Linked DNA regions of Homo sapiens: region 2 is linked to region 1. A link is an interaction called in ENCODE POLR2A ChIA-PET data of the cell type or tissue named here. Cell type or tissue: OCI-LY7. All regions are shown on one strand. Each heading gives the region's core, and the rest is flanking DNA. Links, peaks and the distances in the headings are about the cores only. Region 1 overlaps CAMKMT (calmodulin-lysine N-methyltransferase). Region 2 overlaps SRBD1 (S1 RNA binding domain 1).

Region 1 (12,134 bases), core at 2,394-10,393:
TCCTGTGACCATGGTTTTTCCTTCTTTCTTTTTTTTCACATACATCATTTAAAGAGGATTTATGTAAATTTTCTCTGTACTCATAATTTTTCAAGCATTAGTGCAGTCATAAGTATAGGGCACCTTGGCTTGATTTAATTATTATCGTTTCTAATTCAGCACACTTTATTTTATTTTACTTTATTTTATTTTATTTTATTTTTGAGCCCTGATTGCTAGTTCATTCTCAATCATTAGCATTTAGAAGAACTAGTCATTACTGGTTTTCAATAGCTGCTTGGGTTCCTATAAGCACTTAGAGTCTTAAAACACAGAAATGGAAAACAGACATTTCAAAGGTAGAACAAATCATGACTCCTAGAGGTAGGGTACAAGAATCCCTGGGTGCGTGGGCACTGAAGCACACAAATTCTTAACTTTCCCATTTGCTTTTTAAAAACCACAGGAATTGGGTCTAAAAAAAACTAGGACACCTCATTTCTGTAAGATGCTTGCTCATATAGAAAACTGGGAACTGATTCCAAATGAAAGGCTTTCCAAAAGAAATGGCAGTCACTTTGGACCACAATAATCATTTATACAAGGGTATGTCTGACTTTCGATTTGTGCAACACACACTTTTAATTGTCACGTCCATAAATACATCCCCCAGCTGCACCCAGGCAGCAATAAAGTTACCTGTCTAAAACTTGGTCTCCACATCCCTGAGTGGCCAAATCTCTCACTGTCTGGAGTAAATCAGCTGCCTTTCCATGTAGATAAGAGACACAGAGCCGGGGAGGGCAGCAATGCTCAAGAGTTTGTCAATAGCTCAGGAGAGAAAGGGCAAACCAAAAACCTTTTGTGGGCAGTAATGCGAGTGAGATTTTCAGCATGCTCAGAGGTTGCTGTTAAATGTCTTTTTCAACAGCATTCTCTTTCTTTCCATGCAGCTTCTACCTCGCAATAGAGTCAAAGAATGTGATGTACATTAAAATGCTTTGCCTCTCAGATGGGGTTCATTTTTATTCAGGGACAATTTTGCTGACTGACAGGTAAGCGTTTGGTGCTGAAATTGGACCTGTACAAGAGCTTTGCATTTCATTTGCTCCATTACACCAGCGCATGAATTACTGGGCTTCCATGTTGGCATCTTTCCATTACTTTTAAATACCTGACATGAGCAAAATGACTCATCTGACATTTCATGTAACAAATTTGTTCCAAAAAAAAAATAGAACATTATTATACTATTTTATATATGTGGGTACCACAACCTTCTGCCCTAATCTGACCAGAAATTGTTAAGTGTATAAATGGTAGCTGATATCAGTTTAAGAAAACACACTGCCAATGACAGCTATAAAATCTCATGGCAAAGAAATATGTCTGCTTTTCCTATTACCCACTGTCACTTCAACCTACTTCTTGAAATGTTAGCAAACTTCAGTCACAAATGGAGCTTTGTATTTTGGTTTCACTTCCACCACTGCGTAAACTTTGAGACATTATTTATTCCAATACACAATGAATCAACTTTTTCACTTTTAATCAGTGCTAACAGAGCTGAGGAGTTAAGATGCCTGTACCAAATAGTCATTTGTAGTCACAATACTACTATTTACTGACTAGTACAAAATTATTTGGTCTTCAACTTCTTCTAACTCTCACTTTCCCTTTGATTGCTTTTTGTTGCTTTTTTATTTTTAAGCAACAACTTAAAAATAATACGGACCATGACTCACAACCCTAAGATATCTCCTCATTCCAAACTTAACACCACATCCCATTACCCAATACCACATCCCATTACCCAATTTGCCTTGTAGAACTAGGAAAGTGTTTCAGTTCTTTGCTAAAGGCCAGTGTTAGCCTAGACAGCTTTGCTCCAGGCAGATTAGGAAAGAAAGAATCCTCAGTTTTATGACTCAGCCAGGAGTTTTTCCCACCTCTTCACTTAAAAATACCTCAGTAACACATTACAACCTGCCATATGAGGCTGAAGATCGCAGATCTACACTCAAATAAGGGTTTTTCTAGGTGACAGTATAACATTTCATAAAGCAGCAGCATAATTATGTGACAGCAAAATTTAAAATATCATGTTCACTGTTAGTATGAATACATCGAATTAATACAGTATTATTTCCATATGAAATTATTAGCCTCATTATTATATAATGGTATTTTCTTTAATAAATGGTCTCATATTATAAATGTTAAAGTACTTTATGTTACGGTGTATTCTTTTTAACAATGTTAATTTACCCTCAACCATTATTCCTATGCTGAATTTATATAACGTGTAGGTAATGAGAGATCACCTCCAACCCGCCTGAGCTCTCATGTGGGCCCTTCAGCTGGATCTAGAAACCAAATTGACACAAGGCAGATTTACAAGAGAAAAGCATACACATTTTATTAGTTTTACATGTACATGGGGATCTTCACAAGAGAGTGAAGTCTGAAGAAGTGGCCAAAGCAAGATGCTTTTATACTTTTTGGATGAAGAATAATAAACTTAAGAAGAAATGATAGGACAAAGGCGATCTGTCTACGGGCAATAAATTCCTAGGGGAGTCACTAGGAGATACAAGCGGGGTGTAAAACTAGTAGAAGATAAGGGTTACTTTGGAAAATATATTTAATTGGGTCCACTGCAGCCCCCTGTTCCCAGCCTCTGGTTGATAAGAGCTATTTCCTGGCTCTAGTAAAGGGAGGATCTCGTCCAAAGGAATATTCTCCCTCTCCATCTCCCTCTCCCTCTCCGTCTCCCTCTCCCTCTCTGTCTCCCTCTCCCTCTCCCTCTCTCTCCCCCTCCCCGTCCTTTCTTTCTTTCATTTTTTTTGAGACAGGGTCTCACTCTGTCTCTCAGGCTGGAGTGCAGTGGTGTGATCATAGATCACTGCAGCCTGGACCTCTCAGACTCAGATGATCCTCCCATCTCAGCCTCCCAGGTAGCTGCCACTATAGGCATGTACTACCACACCTGGCTAATTTCCATATTTTTTGTAGAGATGGGGTCTCATCATGTTGCCTAGGCTGGTCTCTAATGCCTAAACTTAAACGATCTTCCTGCCTTGGCCTCCCGAAGTGCTGAGATTACAGGCATGAGCCACAGAAGAAGCTTTATGGCTTGCTGCATGCAGGTCAGCTACCCCTTTCTGAAACTACAATTTCTCCAATGTTTTCAAAATAATTAATATGCCAGTTTGACATATTTTGGGATGGCAAGTCCTTCACTCCTTTGAAAGTTATAATTTAAAAATGAGACATTCAACAAGTTGCATCACCTTTGTCTTTATAACCCACCTGTATTTTAAAAGCATCTGGGAATTCATGGCATTTCCCTTGTACAACCAGCATCAAAGTGACTTTCCTATCCTGGGGAATTATTTAACCAGAATGCTTACAGAAGATAGTGCAGATTTGAAAAACACACATCTTTGAAGAAACGGCATTTCTTCTTTGGATAAATGGTCCAAGAAAGTAAATTTTTTAGAAATGAGCTCCTTGAAAACAGTTCCAGCATCTAACACAGGTATTCTTTCCACAAAAATGGAATGAATGAACATTCCTTGCAGTATTTTTGTTTTGTTATGATTAGTGTTGAAGCCATGGGGCTATTTAATTGTCAATAATTATCTTTTGAGTTGCATTTTTAAAACTGTGCAAGTGAGGCTATTTCTGAGCAAATGGTAGCACTCTAGCCTCCACAGCACACTTACTTTTATTTTTGACCTTTCTCTCACTAATCCTAACATGCCACTCCTCAGACCTGAATAATCTCACCAACCACACTGTCCTCACCTACTCCTGTGGTTGCTGAATGCTATCAGTGTAAGTCACAAAATCACATTGACTTTGACCACTGATCACATTCACGCTGGACCCTCATGTAATCTAACAAGCTGCTTTTATTACAACAAATTATTCTCCACCAGGAAGACTTGTCCCTGCCCTCTCATTTTTAGCAGATGACTGCTTCCCAAGTTATTGAAATATATTGAGGCTACTGAACACTATGTCTCACAACTTCTATACTCTACTTCAGATTCCCTGTGTCTTCCTTTGCTTCTGTTTCTCCTTTCTCCCACCTGTGTTCTTTCTTTTTCTTTTCTTTTTTTTTTTTTTTTTTTAGACAGAGTTTCACTCTTGTTGCCCAAGCTGGAGTGCAATGACGCAATCTCGGCTCACTGCAACCTCTGCTTCCTGGGTTCAAGCAATTCTCCTGCCTCAGCCTCCTGAGTAGCTGGGATTACAGGCATGTGCCACCACGCCTGGCTAATTTATTGTATTTTTAATAGAAATGGGGTTTCACCATGTTAGCCAGGCTGGTCTCGAACTCCTGACCTCAGGTGATCTGCCCACCTCGGCCTCCCAAAGTGCTGGGATTGCAGGCGTGAGCCACTGCACCCAGCCTCCCACCTGCGTTCTTGAACCCATGTTTTCTCAACTTCTCTGAGACCAGTTTCACCACCTGTGCCCTCTCTATGTTCAACATTTCCCAGATCAGGATATAATAAGTCACTAGGAAGGGGACTGCCTAGTGGCTACCTTAGAGTCTCACTCATACTTTACAAGCACTTAACAATTTTTTAAATTTTTTTGAGACAGGGTCTCACCGTCACCGAGACTGGAGTGTAGTGGTGCAGTTACATGGCTGACTGCAGTCTTGACCTCCGAAGCTCAAGCAATCCTCCCACCTCAGCCTCCTGAATAGCTGGTACTAATGCCAAGCTAATTTTTGCATTATTAGTAGAGAGATGGGGTTTCGCCATGTTGCCAAGGCTGGTATCAAACTCCTGAGCTCAAGAGATCCACCTACCTCAGTCTCCCATAGTGCTGAGATTACAGGCGTGAGCCAATGCACCTGGCAACAAATATTTTCTGGGAAAATAAATGAATGATTGAATATTGAACAAGATCTGTAAGGGTGTCATGTTTGGTAAAGCCATACAGAAAAAAAGAATAGCGATAAAAATCTTAGGAATATTTATAAGAATAACAACAATGGGCAAGACCTATGTGAAGAAAAATATGCAATGTTACTGAAAATATAAAAGAATATCTAAATAAATGGAGAAGGGCTGGGCGTGGTGGCTCATGCCTGTAATCTCAGCATTTTGGGATACCGAGGTGGGAGGATGACTTGAGGTCGGGAGTTCAAGATCAGCCTGGCCAACATGACAAAACCCCATCTCTACTAAAAATACAAAAATTAGCCGAGAGTGGTGGTATGTGCCTGTAATTCCAGCTACTCAGGAGACCGAGGCAGGAGAATCACTTGAAACCGGGAGACGGAGGTTGCAGTGAGCCGAGATTGCGCCACTGCACCCCAGCCTGGGTGACAGAGTGAGACTCTGTCTCAAAAAATAAAATAAAATAAAAAATAAATAAAAGGAGAAACATGGCCAGGCATGGTGGCTCACAATGTAATCCCAGCACTTTGGGAGGCTAAGGTGGGTGGATCATTTGAGGTCAGGAGTTCGAGACCAGTGTGGCCAACAGGGTAAAACCTGGTCTCTACTAAAAATACAAAAACGAAAAAATAGCCAGTTAGCTGGGCGTGGTGGCTCATGCCTGTAGTCCCAGCTACTTGGAAGGCTGAGGCAGGAGAATTGCTTGAACCTGGGAGATGGAGGTTGCTGTGAGCCGAGACCGCGCCACTGCACTCTAGCCTGGCAGACAGAGCTAGACTCCATCTCAATTAATTAATTAATTAATTAATAAGACATATCATTTTCCTAGATGGGAGCACTCTGTAGTAATGATGTCATTTCATTATCAAATTACTCTATAAGTCAACGCAACCTCAGTCAAAAAAAAAAAATCATAGCTTGTTTTGACTTTTTTTTCCCCCTGTATTCTTGATACTCTGGCATTTTGGAGTCTTCATCTTAGATTGCCCCTCTCAGGGCTAGCTAATTCCTAGAGAAGACAAAGGATTTCTTTGCAAGTGCACCTTTGATATTTAAGTCAACCAATCCAGACCACACATCCCCAACCATCTCCTGTAACTAACTCTCACACACCAAGCCAATATTCCTGCCAGCCTAAATCTGCCTAGGGCTAGATATCAGATAATTAGGGGCCGCAGCTATAACCCAGAGCCCACCAAAATTACTCAAACTCTCCAATCCTAAACTTATTCAACATACCTACCCTACCTCACCCATTCGATCCTGTGAAAACCCCAATAAAGGCACTGGGCCATGCTCCCTGGTTCTGCCTCTTGCCCAATCTTGGTCTTCCCCATGTGGCTCTGAGTGGCATTGTATAATAGCCGTTTCTAGGGATATATAAGTCTAAACATTTCCTTCATGATAATTATGTCCACGTCTGCATGTCTTACCAAACCTGATTAAAACAAATCCTGGGTAAACTGTAATATACTACTGTATTTCTAAAAATCCAATATGTAGATTCAAACGTTCATCTGGAAGAATAAATAAAAACACTCAAGAAAAAATTTACAGAGAATAATCAGAAGGGACCTGCCCTATCAGAAATCAAAACATAACTATAAAATAATTAAAGCAGAAACTCACAAATCAGTGAGACATAATAGAGTATTCAGAAATAGACATACTTACATATGTGGATACAGTATATGGTAGAGGTTGTATTTCAGAACAGTGAAGAAAAAATAAACTAATACATTTGGTTTGAACAAATGAATATCCACATAGAAAAAATAAATTTGGAATTTTACCTCACATCATACACAAAACTAAATTCCAGATGAGATTATAGAACCAAATGTTTAAAAAAATTACAATAGTATTTGAAGAAAATTTCAGAGAATATTTTTATAATCTTATGATGTAGATGGCCTCCCTAACAAAACACAAAAGCCAGAAGACTTAAAGGAAACTACAAAATGAAAACTATATATGACACCAAAAGCACAGGCAGTAAGAAAATTAAAAAATCAAACTTCATCAAAATTAAAAACTTTTGTCCATCAGAAGACATTATCAACAGAATGAATGGAATCCACACAAAGAAATAATGAGCACTGATTAAAGTCACTACATAGGTAAATAAAAGATAATATACACTAAAAAAAAACAGAGTGAAAAAGCAACCTATAGGAAGGGAGAAAATATTTGCAAATCATATATCTAACAAGACATTACTACTCATAATATTATAAAGAACTCCTACAACTCAACAACAAAAAACCTGATTGAAAACTGGACAAAGAACTTGGATAGACATATCTCCAAAGAAAATATACAGATGGCCAAACAGCACATGAAAAGATTACTATTACTAATAGCAGCATATGAAAAGATTACTATTACTAACAGTAATAGCAGCACATGAAAAGATTACTATTACTAAGATATAGACGGCCAAACAGCACATGAAAAGATTACTTTTACTAATAGCAGCACATGAAAAGATTACTATTACTAACAGTAATAGCAGCACACGAAAAGATTACTATTACTAAGATATAGACGGCCAAACAGCACATGAAAAGATTAACATTCCTAATCATTAGGGAAATGCAAATCAAAAACCACAAGAGATACAATTGGAACCCTTGTGCTCTGCTGGTGGGAATGTAAAACGATGTAGCCACCGTGGAAAACACTATGGTGGTTCCTAAAAATAATGAAACATAAAATTACCATATGATCCAGCAATTCCACTTCCAGAGATAGACCCCAAAAAATTAAAGCAGGGACTCCAGTAGACATGTGTACACCTGTGTCCATAGCAGCGTTACTCATAACAGCCAACACAGCAGCATTACTCATAAGAGCCAACATAGCAGCATTACTCATAACAGCCAATTCCACTTCCAGAGATAGACCCCAAAAAATTAAAGCAGGGACTCCAACAGACATGTGTACACCTGTGTCCACAGCAGCATTACTCGTAACAGCCAACAGACGGAAATAACCTAAATGTCCATCAATGAATAAATGGACTGACAAAATATAGTATTAATATATACATGCAATAGAATAATATTCAGCCTCAAAAAGGAATGAAATTCTGACACGTTACAACACAGATGAATCTTGATGCCATTATCTCAAGTGAATTAAGTCATTCACTAAAGGACAAACCCTGTATGATTCGTCTTATATGAAATTCATAGAGCCTAGGCATGGCAGCTCACGCCTGTAATCCCAGCACTTTGGGAGGCCATGATGGGAAGATTGCTTGAGCCCAGGAGTTTAAGACCAGCCTGGGCAACACAGGGAGAACCTGTCTCTACAAAAGAATTAAATTTTTTAAAAAAGAAATTCACAGAGACAAAAGTAGAATGGTGGCTGCCAGGGACTGGGAGAAGGGGAGATTGTAGAATTACTGCTTAATGGGTACAGTCTCAGTCTGGGGAGATGAAAAAGTTCTAGAGATGGATGGTGGTGATGGTTGCACAACAACATAAATATACTTAGTGCCACTGAATTGTATACTTAAGATACGTAAAAGATTATATATGTTTTACCATGATAAAAAATATTTTAAAATAGGATTTTTGGTAATAATTCATGAAGGTAGTTCACAAATGAGTGATGTGTCAGTGTTCGAATTTGTTATTTCATATGTTAATATCATCTCAAGTATAAGCTCTGCAAGTAATAACTGTTATTTGTTTTGTCTCTTTTTTAGTTTTTAATTTTTATTTTTTAGAGACAGGGTCTCACTGTGTTGCCACCAGGCTGGTCTCGAACTCCCTAGTTCATGCAATCCTCCTGCCTCAGTCTCCAGGGCACCCGGGACTACAAACATAGGCCACCTCACCCGGCTTGTTTTTGTTTCTTTATACCCAAGATCAGATCAAAGAAGGCCTTAGAACAATGCTATGTACATAATATTGGTCATGAATAACGTGCAAACAACTGAAACCCACTACATATGTGGATTTATAAAGTCTTTGTTATTAAGTCTGAGAAATAAGAGAATACACAGGATTGCTATTTATCAATATTACATTAATTTAAAAAAGTATGATGTCCAGCTACTAACACTGTAAATAGCAGACTAGATTTAAACTAAGAAGTTTCTAGTTCAATTTGCATAATTATTTACTTCAACACATATTAAAACCTTAATAAAACCTGTTTTCAAATATTGCTACAATGGGACAAATTCTTTCCTTCTCTCAAGTTTTAAGGAGACCCCTTCTCTTTTACCTCACCCTCACAAATTCTTCATTCTTTTATGTGGAAAACAAACACAACAAAACCCTCTGTTAAAGGTCACATCTTTGTAATCACTATACAAATCTTACCTTTCTATTCAAATTTTATCTCTTAAATTCCCTTACATTGGTAAAAACGACTAGATTTAAAATATCAGCTCTAGTTCCCCCAAAACAAAAAGACTGCATTAAACATGGTTTGTGTCTTGATCCTAATAAAATTTCTTTTAACCTTGCCATGCTCTGAATCTAAGTTCTCATGAATTCAGACTATCTAACCTTTAAATCAAAATGTTTCTTGTGGTTTGGGTTTTCCTTTTTACTTTTCGTGGTGTTTTTTGGTATCAATAAGTGCCTGTCTAAAAGAACGACAGCACTAAAATACAGTCGACTGTCTTTTGAAGCTAAAATATGTAACAATAACCTGAAATACTACCAATCCCCAATGATCTTCTTAAAACATGGTCCCCAAATTTGTGCCTTCATAACCTACATGTAACCACATTATGAAGTAACACAGATTGCTTTCAAAATAGCCTATAACCTGTTTTTTATTCGTTTGCTTTTCATCTTTTAAAAAGTAAAATTATTCAAACAAAAAAACTGTCTAAAAATTAGGCAATTTTAATCAAGTTTGAAGAAACAGAAGCAGATAAGAATAGCTAACCACATTAGTAGTTTCTGTCCTATATTGTTTCTGTTTTGGTTAGCATCAAAAATAATAAACACTAATTTAGCTCTGACGGCACAGAAGGAATTCTTCCCCATGTAAATGAACAGATATCTCTATTATGATAAGATTCAGATAATAGTATTTTTGTAAAGTTCCTGGAATGTAATTGTTTGAAAGAAGATGATAAATCTATTCCTCTAACAGATTTAGTATTGCCACTGGGATTTCATCATAGTTCAGTCATAAATTAATTGCACAGTAGATTTATTCATCTATCATTCTCCCATAACAAGTCTGATCATGATTGCTTTGTATGTCTCCGTTTGGCACACTGGGGTTTTATTCATTTAACAGGATTATTTATTAATCAGGCATTTATTGAATAGAGTTTAAAGAAACTCAATGGGTCTGATACAAAGTGCATTAGATCTATCATTAGGATTATTTTTATTTCAGACATTCATTTAAATGGACCTCATTGTATTTGGGGGAAACATTACTTATAAGATGGATATTTTCTGTTAAATACATTTATCCTGGCTTTATGAAATACCTGATATGGGGATAATCTAGTTACAAAGAAAAAAATTAACTATGTAGCATCTCTATGAATTTGGTATTTAGAGAAAAAAGGCTAAGTTAATATCCGATAAAGGAATAATCCTAGTTAAGAAATAAAATCCTCCTTGATCCAAATGGCAACTTAAAAAAAAGGTAACCAACAACTATAAAAACTCCTTACACAAATAAAATCTGCCGGTTGCTATAAAATCCACATCATCAGACTGATATGCCATTTTGCCTTATACTAGAAAAAAATTGTCATTGCAACAAAGAGCATTTTATTTGAGGACTAAATGAGTAATGACTGCACTTGAAGCTAATGCACAGAGGAAATAGAGGAAAGAGGATTGGCGATGACTAGGGCCCAAGCTTCCCTTGATAACTACCCTTCCTCAGCATTCTAACTTCCATCTATCATGCCAGCTACTACCTCCACAAAGAGAGAAAGACAGGACACTGAGAGAAGAGATGCAATGAAAGATAATAAGAGAGGCAGGGACAAAGGAAAATCATGGAATCTGAGAGTTGGAAGAGATTTCACAGCACTACTGAAGGAGAATGACAATAGTAACAGTACACAGATTGGGAATGTAAGGTTATTAAACAAAAACTCATTTTTAAAATAAAAAAAGAAAATGATTTTCAGAATCATTTGCAATGAATATATTCCATTGGATTACATATGCAAATTTAGTGAAATAACTCCTAGAAAATCGCCATTCGTATAATACCCTGTAAGAAGCCGATGATATTTGCATCTTGATTTATAGACCTTTACCATGTAAGCAGAAATATTGCAAGTAACTGAACTTAGAACTTTTGAAAATGAAAAACATTTATTTTGAAGAAGTGAGATGATATTATCACCAGTTATTAATAGTTTTCCTATTGAGTTGTCTCTAGGTACAATTGTTCCATGAATAAAAATCACAGGACAGCATGATTTTTATTCATGAGGCAGAGTCTCTCAGAGCACATACTTAGTTTGGGGCTCTACCTGTCTAGCATTAACCCGAACAATCCAGAAACTGAGATGTGATGGCCAGAGCCATCAGGTGGAATTCTGACACTGCCCTAGAGACTGACATTTCAACCACCACCATTGCTTCTAAGCCAAGACTTGACCCTTGTAACTTGGAAATGTAGCTTGCATGCTTCCACTTCTCTTCCACTGCCATCTCCCTCGTTCCTGTTCTGTGGTCTGGGCTTCCGCACTAGCCTCCACAGGGCCTCTCAGAACCCACACCCTATTCTAACCTTAGTCTTTTGTGCCCTCTGTAAGCAGGGGCTGCACATGTCACTTCCCCAGCTTTGTACTTTCAATGTCTTCCTATTGGTTTTAGGATAAAGGCAAAAACCCCTGCCATGTCCATGAGGTGCCCTCATGGACCCACAGTCTGGCCCCTTCTCCTTCCTCTCCTGTTATGCTGACCTGCTTCAGCCAGGGTGGCCTTTTTAGACCTTCAGTTCCTCTAAAACCAATCTCCTTGCTACCTGTCAGGCTTATGTGACATATCCAGTCCAGCCATCAGTCAGTGGCATATTAAAATGCTCTCCACAGGACCACAGAGCTGTGGGTGACCTCTGCATGGACATGATGTTTGCTGAGCAGGAATACTCATATTTCTGCCCTAAGCTCAGAGCAACAGCTACCAACTGTGATTGAAAAATTATGTTCATTCAGGAGGGTCTGGAAACATCTTGCTTCTCTCCTATGTAAGTTCTTGTAATAGACTAAGGCAAAAGACA
Region 2 (12,134 bases), core at 2,831-10,830, 970 kb before region 1:
TATTCCTAATATAATTCCTGTATTTGTATCTTCTATCCTTTCTTTTACTTGATTGGTATTGCTAAAAGTATGTTTTTCTCTTAAGTGATTTGTAACTACACTTTGTTGATCTTTTCTGTTGCATTTTTTTCTGTTAATTTTTGCTTTTAACTTCAACATTTTCTATCTTCTGCTTTCTTTGGGTTATTTTGCTGTTCTTTTCCTAACTTGTAAGTTAGTCTCTTAGCTCAGTTTTATTCTTTAGGTAGTTATCTTCAAATTTTAAAAAATACTTTTAATCAAAATAATTTTAATTATTTTAAATTTAATTGTTATAAATATTTTCAATAAAAAATATTTTTCTTTATAATGCAATATAGAAAAGCTCATAAGTCTTAAATATGCACAAGGTAAATAAAGTCATGTATCTACAACCAGAAAAAAAGAAATAGGATAGTCTCACAACAGTGTCTGACATATACTAACAATTCAGTTAGTGTTTGCTTTTGCTACTATTAATGTTAGATGTTAGTGAAAACCATTTTTCTTTTAGGTATCCTAGCATATTCTCCAATTAATAGTAGTTTTGTGTAGCAAACAGAATCCTGTGAAATTGGAAAGAGCAATACTTCAGAGAGGTTAGGAAGAATCTGATTTAGTGAATATGAATAGTTCAGACTTCATTATAAAAAACAAGCCAGTCTCCTTTTCTGTTACAACTTGCTTAACAAAATCATTCATGTGTTTCACTTTGTAATTTCTTATAAAATGGCTTATTCTTTTCATTTTTTAAAGGTCAGATACTTCATACTGATGTGGTTTACTTGCATTGTGGACAAGGCTTCCGAGAGGCGGAGAAAATAAAGACACTTTTGCTGAATTTCAAGTATGAAAATAAGTAATCTTTTGAATATATCAGTGGCTCAGTCAACCAGAGATACCTTTGAAGCCCCTAATTTGGAGGGAGGGATTAAGGGAGGTGCCTTTGTGAGAGACAATAAACCATATAAAACAGTTCTGGGGCAAATTGCTGGAGAACTCTGCATGTGGAGACTTGAGAAACGCTGCTCCCTTCCTTTGCCACCATTACAAATAAAGGAGGTAATATGGGCAGATGTGAGCAGTTCATTCTTCTGTTCCAATTTTCTCCCTCTCTCCCTGCCTTCTTTCCATCTGAGGAATAGATGTGGTTATAGTTAGAAGTTTCAGAAATTGACAATATATTATATAATTTAATCATAATATCTTTATTACGGCTTAGATGGCTTAGAATGCTCCAGAGTTGACTTATCTCTGATTTTGGTTCCTTCTTGATGGGAAGAAAGCTGACTTTTTTGAGATAGTGTGACAGTAAAATACTTCTCTGCTGCCTCCTATACCAAATGCAGGGCAGTGTCTTTTATTCCATATAAGTCTGTGTTTTCCTTATGCAACAGTGGACAGGTTGCTTGTATATATGAGAGAATAAGAGAATCATATAATAGTATTTGTGCATTCTGTACATTTTCTCCAGCTGATTTCAAAGCATGCCTTGAAATTCAGTTTGTCATTCTGTTTCTGCCTTGAAGCTGCAGCACAGTAGTGATTGGAAATGGAACTGCCTGCAGGGAAACAGAAGCTTACTTTGCTGACCTGATAATGAAGAATTATTTTGCACCACTGGATGTTGTTTACTGGTAAGGCTATTACATATATCTCTTTTCTTGGAGAAGCATGGGAACTTTAAAGTTGCTTTTGTGATGAATCCTCCCTTCTCTTTTTAAGATGTACATCTTCTTTGCCCTCCAGACCACCTCTTGGTGTTCATGAGAACTTTGCAGGATAATGTAAAGTGTCTGACTCTTGGAGAAATTTGAGACAGGAATGATTAGAGCAGGACAGAGTCCAGAAACCTCTTACAGAAGCAGCACGTTAGGGCTCAGTTTCATTGGATTTTCTAGGCTATACATTGTGTGAGGGTTCTAGTTAACTATTGAATAATAAGTAGAATGATGTACCAGGCTAGCAGCTAGTAGACTGTGAATAACTTAGCCTTTTTCTCCCAAAGCTTTGAAGCCTATGAATCATTACCCTTCAGAACTGAGAGCCAAGGTAAGTATTATGAATTAAAAAGTATTTCCAGTATTCTTTCCTCATTTATCCCTTGGTCACAAACTTTTATTTCATATAGGCATACAGATAACTTGTGAATAGCTTTGGATTAGAAAGACCCAATTTCTCTAGTCTTGCCCCTGCATTTGTAGTAGTTCTGCTTTCTTTCACCATTGTTTCCCTACTTCCTCTTTGGATCTCAATAGTCATGTCTTCCTTTTCCAAACTATAGTAGAATATTAAGTCCTAAAGGATTTAATTCTAGGAGAGAGAGTAGTTATAATGGCTGATATTTAACAGAAAGTGATCAAGAGCTATCTCCCACTGCTAGTGAGAAAACTAATAACTAAAAGAATGGTTGACTGATGAGCAGGTGACTGACAGGATCAACAAAGTAACAGAAAGTAAAACCTAACACAGGAAGAATTCTAGGATTTGTGTAGGTAGGCCAAAAGGTAAAGGCCAGGCAGTTATTATAGTCAAGAGTGCCAAGAGTGTAGTCAGAGTCAGTCAGAAAAACAAACTCAGGGTAACAAGGGGAGTAAGAGAAGGTGAGGAACAAACCGATAGGTGCCATGGGATCATGATTCAAGAAGGAAACAGATTGAAACATCCACTGCAGAATTTTTCCCTCTTTCTCTGGTTGTAATTTAAGTTGGCCTGGGAAATACGGTGGATCTTCCCTATTCTGGGAACTGCAAACGTGCACCCAGTCCTTTTGAGAAACTAACACAAGCACTGATGTAGCTGGTTCAGTTTATTTCAGGTACCTTCTCTGATTTTTTTTTAACTTGTTCACATTAATTTCATGTAAATATCTTGCATACATTTGTAGTGGTTATAAGTACAACTTTCAAATCATAAAAAATATTAAGTAGTGAAGATGTCTTCAGTTTTTTCTTCATTTGCTTATAGAATATCCCTTTATTGAACTTTAGGCAGTATGTACTATTAGAAAGGAAAGGATGAACTGTGGGGTCAGACAAATCTGGGTTCATCTGTTTTTTTTTTTTTTTTTTTTTTTTTTTTTTTTAATTGAGACAGAGTCTCGCTCTGTCACCCAGGCTGGAGTGCAGTGGCACAATCTTGGCTCACTGCAAGCTCTGTGTCCCAGGTTCATGCCACTCTCCTGCCTCAGCCTCCCGAGTAGCTGGAACTGCAGGCACCCGCCACCACACCCGGCTAATTTTTTGTATTTTTAGTAGAGATGGAGTTTCACCGTGTTAGCCAGGATGATCTTGATCTCTTAACCTCGTGATCCGCCTGCCTCAGCCTCCCAAAGTGCTGCGATTACAGGCATGAGCCACCGCGCCCGGCCTCATCTTTTGTTTTAATCATTTACTAGTTATGTAGGTTTTGAAGAGTTACTTAGCCTTTCTTAGCTTCACTTTCCTTCATTTTTAAAATGGGGAAAAGAATACCTACCTTACAGGTTTTTTAACAGTATTAAAAGTGAGATAACATAAATTAAAACACTAAGGGTTTAATAAACAATATGTTTTTTTATGAGTGTGTTTGTATTTGTTTATATACGTACTTTTATTATAAATATAAATTATATGTCTTTAAAAGTGCTGTGAAATTAGATGCAGTATTTTCTTATGCAAATTAATAAACTTACATAAAGTTTATTTTCACCTTGATGCAATAGGGATGATAGTAAAATCTACCACTTTGGATAGTAATAATGTCTATCGTACTTGTGTAAAATCTATGTATTGTGGTATCATGAGATGTTCAGTCTTATTAATGGATATGAATTAGATGCCATTTTAGTTGAGCCTCACCATAGGTGCTGTGGTATGAAGTGAAGTATGTGGGCTATAGAGACGACCTAGGTTCAGGCCTGCCACCTACTGCCTCTGATTAGCCATATAGTTTTAATCCTCTTTTAGCTTTAGCATCTTCATCTTTGGAAATGTTACTTACCTGTTAGCACCATTGACCACTGTGAAGATTTAAAATGGAATGTGTTATGTATCTCCTATTTTTAAGGCTATTTGTAGTAAATATGTTAAGTGTGGGCTAATCTTTGAGTTTAGGGAGACCCCATTAATATAAATTTTTTTTTTTTTTTTTTTTTTGAGCCGGAGTCTTGCTTTGTTACCCAGGCGGGAGTGCAGTGGCGCGATCTTGGTTCATTGCAAGCTCCACCTCCCAGGTTCATGCCATTCTCCTGCCTCAACCTCCCGAGTAGCTGGGACTACAGGTGCCCGCCACCATGCCTGGCTAATTTTTTTATAGTTTTTAGTAGAGATGGGTTTTCACCGTATTAGCCAGGATCTTTGGTGCCTTCTTTGCACTTTTATGAATATAGTCTCTATTAGGCATTTTCTTTCAGAAGAGCCCCATTTTGTTGCAATTTAAGACTTGCTTTGGATGGTAGTCTTTCTCCTATAGTCTGTTTTCTCCTTTCTGCTATAATTATTTGGGTTTTAAAATCTACCCGTGTGGTTAATTATGGTAGCTATTTTCTACAGTTGAACCATTTTTGCAGTTCTGATTTAACTCTACTTACACTGTATTAGTCTTTTAATGTACTTTTTGCATTTGTTTGCTAATATGTGCTTTTGAAGTTTTTAAATGATGCAGATATCTAATTGGAATTTATAGCAAGTGCTTTAGAAAAATCAGCTGTTTAATTTCATTTTATTATCATTTTGCCAATTCAAAGTGCCTGTTTGAGAAAACCATGTTTTCTCATCTTACACTTTGAAGTTACACTGAAATTGAAATCTCCAGTCTTTCTCTGGCAGCCATTTTTAATACCTTCTGAACAGATAATCTGATAGGTTAATCTATAATCTTGTCAGCCACTCATCCTGAAAAACCTTTTCCAGCCATATCTACCAGCACATTTCCTCTTATCTGTTCCTTCCAACACTCTTTGCCCTGACATGCTGCCATAGGTTAACAAATGCCATGATATATATCCTAATTCATAAACCCCAGGAAACCTGACCCATTCATCTGTCTTTTCTCTCATTCATTTCTCTCCCTACCCTTAAAATACCTTACGAATCATGATACTTACACATATTAGGGGGCAAGTCATCCAAAGGTGCAAATTCTAATTACCAAAGGAGCAAAAAGTTAAACTGGAGTTAAGTTGCAGAATGTAACCATGCTGAGTCTCAGTTATCACATACTGAATTGTGATAGTTGAAGTTGAAATGTTCATGAAAAAATGAAAGTTGAAAATGTTCGTGAAAAATTCTACAGTTTTATGGGTCATTTGTTTAAAGTATATGCTAGAATGGTTTGCAGTTTTCAATCTTTTGACATATGGTAGGCACTCATTTTGCTTTTGTAGTTATACATTAGTTTGTGTTTTTTAGATTTATACATAATGAAATCATACAGTGTATAATCTTTTATTGGCTTCTTTCATGGAGCATGATTATTTTGAGATTTCATCCTTGTTGCTGCAGAAACCAGTGGTTCTTTTTATTCCTGAACAGTATTCATTGTTTGGCTGTATCACAATTAGTTTATTCAATCACCTGTTGATGGATATTCGAGTTGTTGCTAGTTTTTTGCTACTACCAATAAAGCAGCATGAGCATTCATTTACAAGTCTGTATGGATATATGCTGTCATTTCTCTTAGGTAAATAGCTAGGTGTGGAAAGTCTGTGTTGTGTGGTATATGGTATACGGTACATGTTTAACTTAAGAAACTGTCAAGCTTTTTCCCAAGATGGTTGTACCATCTTACTTTCCCACCAACAATGTATCAGAATTCTAGTGGTGGCAGTGGCAGCCCATCTGGAGCAGCTGCTGGGAAGACACTGGCTGCAGCAGGGGAGTTGTGGCTTGGGTTGCATGCTCCACAGGTGATGGGAGCCCCACCTCCTACCAGGTTAGTGGGGCAGAGGAGCCCCATGCTCCTGGGCGCAGTTGCAGCTGCCCAGCTACAGCTCTGGACCTGGGCATCCCTGCACTCTCAGGGGCCTGCGATGCCCCTTCCCCTGCAGGCTCGGAAGTACCTGCTCCACCTCCCTGGCCTCTCCCTGCTCCCAGCACCCGCTCCAGAACAGAGCAAAGTTGTGGCCGAGCCTAGGCACTGTTGCGACCTGGACAGGTGTGCCTGCACTCGAGGCAGTGCTGACACCAGCCCCTGCTGCCTCAGCCTGTTCAGGATTTTGGGCACCAACCAACACAGGAGTGAGGCTGGGGTGGGGTGATGGCTAAGGGCAGCTTGGCACAGGCCTACAGGTGTCCCCTGGCACAAACAGCCCATGCACCATGGATGCATGCTGATGGTGGGAGGCAGACATTCCTGTGCAGCAAGGGGCAGGTCTCAGTGAAACCCCCACCTCCAAGCCAGGGCCTACGTGAAGTCTGGAGGCCAGGTTGCCAGTTCTGGGTGGAGTCTGTGGCCGGGAGTGTGAACTTATGGTACTTTTTCCAGACATGCCCATGGCTGCCCATGGACCAATCAGCATGCATTCCTCCCTTCTGAGCCCATAAAAACCCTGGACTCAGCCAGACTGACACAAATGTTGGGACTACCAGCTATGGGAAGGAGCCACCCACTTTGGGTCTGCTCTCTGCTGAGAGCTGGACACTTGTCAGGAGACCTGTCTGCAGAATGGGGCTACCCACTGCCCATCTCCTCTCCACTGGGAGCTGGACACTCATTGGGATAACCTGCCTGCAGAAAGGGGCTACCCACTGTGGGTCTCCTCTCTGCTGAGAGCTAGACACTCATTGGGACAACCTGCCTGCGGAAAGGAGCTGCCCGCTTTGGGTCTTCTGAGAGCTGTTCTGTCACTCAGTGAAGTTCCTCTCTGCCTTGCTCACCCTCCAGTTGTCCACATACCTCATTCTTCTTGGACATGGGACAAGAACTCTGGTTCCACCAAATGGTGGATCTGAAACAGCTGTAACACAAACAGGGCTGAAACATGCCCTCCTGCCTGCCATGCTGCAGACCTTGAGAAGGAGAAAAGAGCTGCAGCCCTTTGGGGAGCCCAGACCTAGGTGCTCCCTAAGCCAGGGCTATGGCACCCTCTTTGGGACTCTCTGGTTCCTGGCATCTCCCACCTTCCAGGAACCACTGTGTTCCCCTCGTCCAGATGTGGGTGTCTGCAGTGGTAGTTGCATGTGATATATCTGGTCCAGCCACAGCCTTGCATGGCACCACCTGCCCTGCCACAGCTGGCACGCCTAGCTCTGCACAGTGGCCGGACCCTGTGCTCACTCACACACCGCTCACCGCACTACGCCTGGCTCACCCTTGGCAGGGTGAGATCTGGGCCAGTAGCACCAGCCAAGCACAGCCTGCCAGCTTGAGTGAGTGGAACGAGCCCAGGGGGCCTGAGCAAAACTCGGACAAAGGCACCACTGGCCACAGAGGTGTCTGGCTGGAAAAGTGACACCCTAAGGATTCCGTAACACTAGTTTCTCTGTATCCTCAATGGAATTATGAAGTTATGGTCAGTGCTTGGTATGGTCAGCCTTTTAAATTTAGCTGCCCTAGTGGATATGTAGTGATATCTCATTGTGGTTTTAATCTGCATTTTCCTAGTGATTAATGATCATGAGCATCTTCATTTGCTTATTTGCCATCCATGTATCTTCTTTAGTGAGGTATCTGTTCAAATCTTTGCATTTAAAAAAATGGATTGTTTTCCTTGTGATTATTGAATAAGAGTATTTTTATTTATTCTGAATTAAGCCCTTTGTCAGGTATATGTTTCATAAACATTTTTTCCCAGTCTGTGACTTTTCACTTTTTTTTAAACAGGATCTTTTGAATGGCAAAAATTTTAGTTTTGAGAAAGTCCAATTTATCAATTTTTTGGTATAGTTTTTGCTTTTTGTTTTCTATTCTGGAAATTTTGGCAAAATCAAGGTTACTGTGATTTTCTTCTGTTTTGTACTAGAAGTTTTATAGTTTTAACTCATTAAGTCTGTAATTTAATTTTTGGAGAATTGACATCCACTCATTTAATTTTTTTTTTTTTTTTTTAAGATGGACTCTCTCTCTGTCGCCCAGGCTGGAGTGCAGCAGCACAATCTCAGCTCACTGCAGCCTCTGCCTCCTGGGTTCAAGTGATTCTCCTGCCTCAGCCTCCTGAGTAGCTGGGATTACAGGCGCCTGCCACCATGCCCAGCTAATTTTTGTATTTTTAGTAGAGACAGGGTTTCACTGTGTTGGTCAGGCTGGTCTTGAACTCCTGACCTCATGATCCGCCTGCCATGGCCTCCCAAAGTGCTGGGGTTACAGGCGTGAGCCACCATGCCTGGCCCATTCAATTTTTAATTTCAGTTTTATTTTTCATCTAGAAGTTCTGTGTTTTTCAAATCTGCTTGATGATTCTGTCACTTTTTTCCTGGCTATATTTTCAAGCCTGTCTTTTTTTAAACCATGTTAAATTTTGCATTTTACAATCTGTGTAATAATTCTAGAATCCTTGTAATTTTATTTCTGCTATATGCTGTAATTGCTGGTTCTGCTTTGTGATGCTTTCTTTCCTTTTTTGTTCAGTTCTTAAGGTAAGCTTTTTATTTTGGTGGAACTTTGTGGGAATTCATTTAGGCCTGGACTGATGGTAAGTTGCTTCAAAGAGGATTTGCATTTGCTTCTGCTACACTCCCTTAGATACTACCAGTTTGGGATCACTTAAATTAAATTCTCGGCTTGAGTTTTTTTCTGACCACCCAGGTAGTGTGAATTTAGGCTGCAGACCAGACAGATGGCTTATAGTTCCATATTCTCATCAGTAGTTCCCCGCTACATCAGCCCGTGACTGAGTTTGAGATAGTCCATTTTCATTGTGATCTCCTGGGGGTAGAGTATAGTGAGTTATAGTTCTGTTTTATTCTTACACTGAGGGTTTAACCTAACTCTGGAGTCCTAGCTTTACATATGTGAGAGTAGGTGGGGGATCTTTTGTTAACATCTATATCTTAGGTGGATCCTGGGTTTTCTATTTTATTCTTCTGGTTCTGTGAAGCTCTGTGAGGCCATGAAACTTGAAAATAAAATGCACTTGGTTCAGCAGATGCCCTCAGCTGAAAGTCAGCTTCAGAAATCAAGGTTCCCACATATACTTCATTTTTTTTTTTTAGCAAAAAAATTTCTTTCTTGCCAACTCATAGATCTCTTTAAGAAGATAGGTCTTTTAGTTGTTTTCAGTGAAAGATGAATCCAGGTAGCTCATTTCTCATATTGGTTTTGTATTTTAAATTTTCTTTAAATGTAAAATTTGCTATTTTCCGACACCAAAGTAAGACCATAAAAAAAAATAGATAATGATCTTTTCAATCATCTAAATTTACACTTGAGTTAAGAATTACTTGTTTCTTTTAGTTCTTTCCTCAGGATATCTATGCCTGTGGAAACATGTACATGATATAGCCTTCATTCTCTGGCAATTTAATATTCTTTTTTTTTAAAGGATGCTTAAGAGGGAGATCTTGAGAAGTCCAGAAAAATACCCAGAGGAAAATAAAAATTATTGGTACTGTCATTACTCAGAGAATCATATTAATGTTTTTATATATTTTCTTGTAGTTATTTTACTTATGCATTCATTTATTCAACAAATATTTATCACCTATAAATGTCAGATTGAATGAGATAGACTCAGTAAGGTACAAGAAGAGAACAACTTTTTCTTTACTACCTCCTCTCTTTATTCAACTCATGTTTGGATGAACTCATGTTCGTTCCTGGCTGAAATAATGGACAGGTCTCATAGCCTTTTCAGTCCCTCTTAGTTATTAGCATAGTCTCATTTCAGCAGTTGAAATATCTTCTGTAGTGCAATAATCAGAGATCCAAACTTGAGATAAGTTCAATTAAATGTCAGGCCTCTTTCACTCTGGAAGATGCTACTTCACTATCGGGATTTGCAGGTTAGTTTATCGGGATATGTAGTTAGTGTCCTCTCTCTTTTCCTCTTTGTTATTCTTATTTTCCCTAACTCACTAGCTGAATTTTCTGATCCCTCTAAGTTTAGTCCTCAGAGTGGAGTAGCATGGGAAAAAAGAGCATGGTCTTAGGAAGTGGGACCAGTTGCATTCTGGGGTAAGGCCCTCTGGGTGGCCCAAATACAATTGCTGATGCTTCCTTTCATGGGGTGTTATGAAGAATTTTTCTATTTTTGTTTTCTGAGATTTCCCTTGCAAGGAAGCTGTGATGTAGCTGATATCTTCTTTGGTTGACTGGTTATGGCTTTCCTTCTCTCGCCCTGGGCTTCAGACCAGCCATTCTCATCTGCGTTACTTCGCTGCTCAGTCCTCTTGGACAGAATCTGTTGAAAGCCTACCATACACTTCTTCCTGCAGGCCCATTTGGCTCATACCTCCTTGCCTGCTCTCCAATGGGTATCAACAGCTTATCCTTAGCACAGCTGTCTCCCTTTTAAATTTTCTCTCTCATACCTTAGGCTTGCACCTATTCTCTTTCTTACCCATCCTTGCCTTCCTCTTGTACTTTTCTGTGCTGTCAGAGGTAGCTCTTCCTTTTCATTTTTCTAAGGCATGTTTAGCACTCCATACTCTGGGAGCATATGTGAAGCTCATGAAGTGTTCCCAGTAAAGCGCCTTCCACTTGGCATGTGATGGATGAGATATTCTTCTATGTGAAATGTTGAGAGAGCAGGAAAAATGGCATAGCATCCCAATCATCTTCCCAAAGAAATTTTTTCTCTCAAGTCTAACTCTTGTCCCTCCCCCCAAAACACACCCATTTTATAGGACACAGATGAATGATTGCTATTGTTGGCAAAACAGGCCTTTGATGCTTTAGCTAGAACAAAAACATCCCATTACTCCTGTTTCGATCATCCAGTCAGCAGAGTATCCCTCAGAACCAAGACTATGTTACAGGCACAGTATTGTGTGCTGGGAAAGAAAGCAGTACAGGCAAAGTCCCTACCCCTCTTGAAGTTTGCATTCCAATGGAGAAGACAGACAAAAAGATAAGAGTGTGTGTATTTTTATATATGTCAGTTGGTGAAAAATTCTGTATCAAGAATTAAAAGCAAGGTAAGGCGATAGTGACAAGAAGTACAATTTTTAGGTAAGTATAGGTATAACCGATATTCTTGGTATATGAGACACATTTTAAGAAGACTCCAGTGCTGAAGTAAAGTGTGATGAATTTGTGTCCTCCTTTATCCATACTATCCAGATTCATGTTCTCTTTATCCTCATTTTTCTGTGTCGTATGAGCCTATGTTTTTCAGATTGTAACTTGTAACCCATTGGTGAAATGTGAAGTCCATTTAGTGCGTCTTAACCAGCATTTTTAAAAAGTTAAATAGAAAAGAATAGGAAATAGAGGGCATTTCATGCAGTAAGCTAAGTATTGTCTCATGAATATTTGTTTTGGTTACATGTATATATGTGTACTGGGTTGTGATGTGTTTCTTATGGTTGATCATAAAAGTTTGAGGAACATTGCTCTATGAAATTACAGTTTTCAGCCTTTAAAAATGCAAAGTTAAGAGAGAAGATTGGCCCGCAAGAGTCTTTACTGAGAAGTTAGAAAGCTTTTAGAAATAAAATTCAGACTACCTTATACAATTGCAAAAGATCCTCTGAAGGGAAGTAAATAGAGGAATGGTTCTGAGAACACATTGGGATATGTAAGCTGGACAAATGTACTCTTCCAGTAAAATAATGAGCCATGATCCTTACCATATTCCTTGGAAAAAAGTTAAATTAATGGATAGAATTTTCCCAATCTCAATTAAAATTCCTCATGTCAAAGAAAACTTTACAAATACTTTAGTTATTAACACATGATAAAACTTTATTATAATCTTATTTCAAGGCAAAAGGTTTTTAATAGGCCAATTCAGAGATGCACTCTTTGTAACAAAATTTTATGGAAAAGAGAACATAATTCCAGTAGAGAAAAACACAAATAAAAATGTTTGGGTGATTGGTTTGCTAGAACAAGTCTTCTACCTATTAGAGTATGTCAGAAAATTGCTTAAGTATTCTATCAAGTATGTTTTTTTCCCCTAGAAGAAAAAAAAGAAAGGAACCTTTCTTGTATGAATTATGTCATTCATACAAGAAAGTTTCTTTGCCAAACCAAGT

The links. ChIA-PET counts read pairs that join two places held together with the same protein. Peaks named below come from ENCODE experiments on the same cell type or tissue, not always from the same donor. Only the 100,000 strongest peaks of a DNase experiment are listed, where the experiment ranks them.
Region 2: POLR2A ChIA-PET joins it to region 1 with 5 read pairs; 2 of 35 experiments call an interaction of 5 or more read pairs at or near these places.

Annotation. Positions count from the first base shown.
Region 1 is chr2:44,568,312-44,580,445 of GRCh38, reverse strand. All of the region lies in intron 3 of CAMKMT (calmodulin-lysine N-methyltransferase), which reads right to left. Among named protein-coding and RNA genes, the nearest start is that of CAMKMT, 210 kb to the right of the region's middle. In OCI-LY7, for the core only: no CTCF peak of the experiment used is centred there; no DNase peak of the experiment used is centred there.
Region 2 is chr2:45,536,253-45,548,386 of GRCh38, reverse strand. SRBD1 (S1 RNA binding domain 1) reads left to right here. Exons shown (of 21, transcript NM_018079.5): 13 at 775-865; 14 at 1,548-1,655. Among named protein-coding and RNA genes, the nearest start is that of SRBD1, 69 kb to the left of the region's middle. In OCI-LY7, for the core only: no CTCF peak of the experiment used is centred there; a DNase peak (open chromatin) is centred at 6,906.